Regions from separate parts of the Homo sapiens genome. Here region 1 is linked to region 2. A link is a loop called in an ENCODE intact Hi-C map of the cell type or tissue named here. Cell type or tissue: heart right ventricle. All regions are shown on one strand.

Region 1 (2,500 bases), 300 kb after region 2:
CCCTTAGTGTCCTAACATTCTTTAGAGGTCATTTTCAGGAGGGAGTTGGGTTCACAAGGCAGATATGTTTAATAATCTGCTTTAGAGCTGAGTCCCCCTCTCCATTGCATATTCCACATCAGAAAGAGGTTTTGGAAAGCATCCTTGCAAGTGGAAGGAAGAAAAGTTGCTCTGGCATTTCATGCACCATTGTATTAAATGTTATATGCTCTGTGCTCAGTGGGATAACATATTGCCACATATCTCATCTCAGAATGATCCCATAAATGTCAGTAAAAGTTAACCCAACCAAGATCCTTTTCTGGCACAGAATAGAAAAAATTTTAAAAGGATGCTCAGTCATGTATTTAATATGAAAGGCTTTCACAGATAAGGAGAGATAAGTGAGAGAGATAAAGTCAGAACTCATAATCAGATATTTGACATCAAATCATAAGTTGGCCATTCTGAAAATACTATGGAATGTGAATTGTAATACTCTTTCCAGAACCATTTGCAGCATATGCCTCCACTGGCAGGATTGGCTGGCAGCACAAGCGTTAGTCTTAACAGTGCCTGAAATTAACAAAGGGCATCTCTGGGTGCTTGTTTGACCTCTTTCCACTGGTTATTGTCCATACAAGTCAATTTGCCTTAAGCATAGTCACTATAAAGAATTCAGAGGTTACTCTCCTAGTAGCTCTGCTTTTAAAAATACATGCCAAAGCGCTTTGGGAGGCCAAGGCAGGCAGATCACTTGAGCTCACAAGTTCAAGACCAGCCTGGGCAACATGGCGAAGCCCTGTCTCTTCAAAACATTCAAAAATTAGCCATGTGTGGTGGTACCAGCCTGTAGTTCTAGCTACTTGGGGGCCTGAGGTGGGAGGATCACTTGCGCCAGGGATGTTGAGGCTGCAGTGAGCCATGTTTGCACCATTGCACTCCAGCCTGGGTGACAAACCAAGACTCTGTCTCAAAAAAGAAAATTATAAATAATTTAGGCATTTAACAAATATCTACCACTTGACCTAATAGAAAAAAATAGTTCAATACAGTTAAGTGCCCACGTGTCACTCCTTAATCCCGTGACTCCCATCGTTTTCCAGAGATCATCATCCTGAATTTGCGTAGTTCATTATGTAATACATGTTTTTATGCTTTTGCTATATATTTATGTGTCCATAAGCAGCATCTAGCATTGGACTACATGTTTTAAACTTGTATATGAGGTATCATATTGTGCACATTCTTCCTTCTTCACTCAGTATTTTCAGACTTTAGCCACTGTTGAAGTGGCTTGTAGTCCTGGCTCATTAATTTTCCTTGCTGTTTAGCATTTCATTGTATGAATAGACCATGGTTTCGAAAAACTAATATACTGTTAATGGACACAGTTGATTACAGATTTTCACCATTAAAAGCAATTCTACAATGTACACGTTCCTTTCACACATGTTCTCTATCATATGGAAAATTATGTCCAGACAGCACACCAGAAAAAGGAGGAGGCTTCTCATAGCTAAGAGGGACTGGTCCAGGGACTCTGGCTGTCTACAGACTGGTAGTTCATGGGGCCTTACTGCTTGAGAAGCTGTGCTGCCAGAACAGTGGTTCTCAAACTCTAACCTGTATTAGCCTCACCTGGAAGGCTCCTTGAAACACAGATTGCTCTGTAGGCCTGACTTGAGGCTGAGACTTTGCATTTCTAACAAGTTCCCAGGTGATGCTGAGGCTGCTGGTTTGGAGACTACACTGGGAATTGCTGCTGTAGTACATAATACAATTGGAATGGCTGAACCACATGACTAGATATTGCCAAATTGCTCTCCAAAGTCTATAATTACCAGCAGAGTAGTGAGAGTTCCCAATACTCCACATTCTTTTTAGCACTTGTCATTGTCAGCCTTTTAAATTTGTGCCTGATGGCTGTAAAATGATAGAATATTGCCAAAGTTTTTGTTCTTAGATTACAAGTAAGGTTGAGTAGCTTTTCCTGTCTTCACTGGCAGTTTGATATCCTTCTCTGTGAGTTGCCTGTTCATGTATTTGACCACCTTTCTCTTAGGTTTTCTTTATCAACTCCTGGGAGTTCTTTATATTTCCTGGATATTAATCTTTTTCAGTGATGGGTTAAAATGTCTAATCTTTTTCAGTTATGGGTTAAAATGTCTTCTGTCAGTCTGTGGCTTGCGTTTGCTCTTTATCTATGGTGTCTTTTGGTATACAGAAGTTTCAGTTTTTATGTAATCAGACATGTCATTCTTTCTTTATGGATTGTACTTCTTAAAGAAATCCCTCTCTCCCTTGAGGTCACAGAGATGTTCTCTGACATTTTCTTCTCGAAGTTTTGTAGGTTTGCTTTCATATTTATGTCTTTAATCTTCCTGGAATTTATTTTTGTGAATGGTGTAAGGTGGGGATATAATTTTATTATTTCCAATCAGAAAGCCAGTTGTCTTAGCAGCATTTATTGGATCACCCATTCTTTTCCCCACTTGTATGTAATACCAACTTTGAGAGA
Region 2 (2,500 bases):
CTACTGTAGATTTTTTGGAAAAAAATTATTTGAAGATACTCTAACCAAATCAATGATTAATGAAAGTATAGCAAGAAAGGGAAAATTGTAGTTCAAAAGGATAAGGTCTCTTCTTATTCAGTTTGCACCCCAACTTCAGGAATCTCTTTGAATTATGTATTTCCAGATAGATCCTGAGGTCTTGGGACAAAGTTTGACCTTGTGTCATTTTAATTAACTAGTCATATTCCTTTCTCCCTTTCTTGGTATAAGGATACGTGTTTCTTGAACCAGTCTCCACCCAACAAATCAGATGGAATGTCTTGACTTGTTTGATGACTATTTAAAACAATAACTACTGTTGTTCTTCCAGGACTTGCTAACAATGGCTAAGTTTTCACTTGATTGGAACACTATGCCAGAAGAAATACTTAACAAAAAGTCTTTTTTTCCCTTTATAGAAGCAGAATTACACAGAACAACATAATGGACATTTTTATGGCTGAGCAATTTGAATAATGATATTTTGCATCTTCAAAACTTAATTTAAATGATCATAGAGTCTTTAATTTTGGAAAATTTAGTAAACCATCCAGGGACAAATATTACCTTTCACCAGATCTTTCTTCATAGCATCTGGATCTGTTAATACTTCCAGGTTAACTAGAATTTAAAATACATGCAGCATGATCTTGACAATATGACCTTGACCATGTAAAAATATATGAGAAAAAGACTACGAAGAAATATATCAAAATGTATGAAGTAATTATTTCTAGATATTGGAAATCTGGGAGATTTGAGGGTTTTTTCCCACTTTTCTGTGTTTTCAAATGACCATTTTTTATTAAAAATGAATGTTATTTCTACAAAAATCAGAACATACAATTTATATATGTCCATAATATTAACTAAGTGAAGAAGAAATGTATAAAGAGAAAAACAGCAGGAAGGAAGAATACTAGAATTTTAATGGTTCCTGAGTGATTTAATTTCTGCTTTCTGGCTTTTTGTATTTTCCAAATTTTCTGTGATTAGCAGAGCATATATTAATTTTTAATGTAAAAAGTCACTCTCTTTCAAAAAATAAATGGTAAACAAATAAGGCAGCAAATGCCAAAAACAAAAAACAAAAAACAAAAAAAACCCACCCAGTTCCAATAATAAGCAAGATTATTGCAAGGAAGTTCACTGTGGCCGTGCATTAGGAATGACTTTATGGGAGACAGAACTTTTGCTGGGCTTGAAGTATGAGCAGGTGTAACTGGGCAAAGAGGAAGGAATAGGGCACTCCCAGCGCAGGAAGGGGGCCTGCCCACAGGGTGGAGGTAGAACATTCTGACTGGAGCAGAAAGCTCATTCAGGGAAGTGAAGGAGGGTAAGCATAAAGTTTGGCTCCACTCAACTGGGGAGGAGTATGGGTCTCCAGTGAGATACCTTGAGTTTATTCTGCAAAAAAGCATTGTCTGTTTATGCCATAAATGCCTAAAGTATCCCAGGAGATTATTTGCAATTACGTTCAGGTAGTTGTTTCCATCCACTATTGACTTAGTTCCATAGTCAAGAAGACTTCCACTGGGACCATTCCGTTTCACTTTGTGACCTATATTCCTCCTTCTGCTGCCTTCCCTTTAACATTCTTCCCCTCTGCCTAAAGCCCTTTGACTTCTTGGCTCCATTCAGGACCCCCCCACTCTCCTCCTAACCCTGCAGTAAGTTCCTTACTCTACAAAATCATCCTGTTGTTCTTTCTGGCATCCACACCCATCCAACAATATTGCTCTTCCCTTAATGTTGTTGATGGCAGATAGGAAATTACTCAGTTATAGTAATTCATAATAAAGGGTAAGTTATTTCTAAGTTTAACATTTACTTTCAAGAGATATTCCCATTTTAAAAGAGGTGCTCGTTCCGCATGTTTTCACTCATAGGTGGGAACTGAACAATGAGAACACGTGGACACAGGAAGGGGAACATCACACACCAGGGACTGTTGTGGGGTGGGGTGAGTGGGGAGGGATAGCATTGGGAGATATACCTAATGCTAAATGACGAGTTGATGGGTGCAGCACACCAACATGGCACATGTATACATATGTAACAAGCCTGCACGTTGTGCACATGTACCCAAAAACTTAAAGTATAATAATAATTAAAAAATAAAAAATAAAAATAAATAAAAGAGGTGCGTGTTAACCCATTCTACTTAGTACAATGGAGGGAAGGAAGGAGGTAAATTTTTTGAGCTACATGCCTTATCCTCAAACTAATAAAGCCACCAGTTAAACGTCCCAGAGCCAACAACTTTGGAAAAGTTGTCAATCCCTTTAAATCCCCATAAATTCAAGAGTGAGAGCTGGAGGAGATAGGATACAGGCGAGCCTCCAGGGCAGGTCAGTGCCAGGGAGGGCTGATGCCGACCCGTGATATTCTCCTCTACTGACACAGCTGGTCACAGCAGGTGAGTGAAATGCCTGCAGTCTCAGGGACCCAGGCAGAGCCAAGACTTCCTTTGACCCCT

The links. A loop is a pair of places that touch in the nucleus more often than their neighbours do. Peaks named below come from ENCODE experiments on the same cell type or tissue, not always from the same donor. Only the 100,000 strongest peaks of a DNase experiment are listed, where the experiment ranks them.
Region 1: it touches region 2 in a loop (5-fold over the local background); 19 of 110 quality-filtered maps call a loop at or near these places.

What each region holds. Positions count from the first base shown.
Region 1 is chr7:30,066,516-30,069,015 of GRCh38, forward strand. The region is part of intron 12 of PLEKHA8 (pleckstrin homology domain containing A8); the gene reads left to right. Among named protein-coding and RNA genes, the nearest start is that of PLEKHA8, 39 kb to the left of the region's middle. In heart right ventricle, no CTCF peak of the experiment used is centred here; no DNase peak of the experiment used is centred here; H3K27ac peaks cover 631 bases.
Region 2 is chr7:29,763,134-29,765,633 of GRCh38, forward strand. No RefSeq gene overlaps it. Among named protein-coding and RNA genes, the nearest start is that of WIPF3, 42 kb to the right of the region's middle. In heart right ventricle, a CTCF peak has its summit at 1,299 (motif pointing right); no DNase peak of the experiment used is centred here; H3K27me3 peaks cover 371 bases.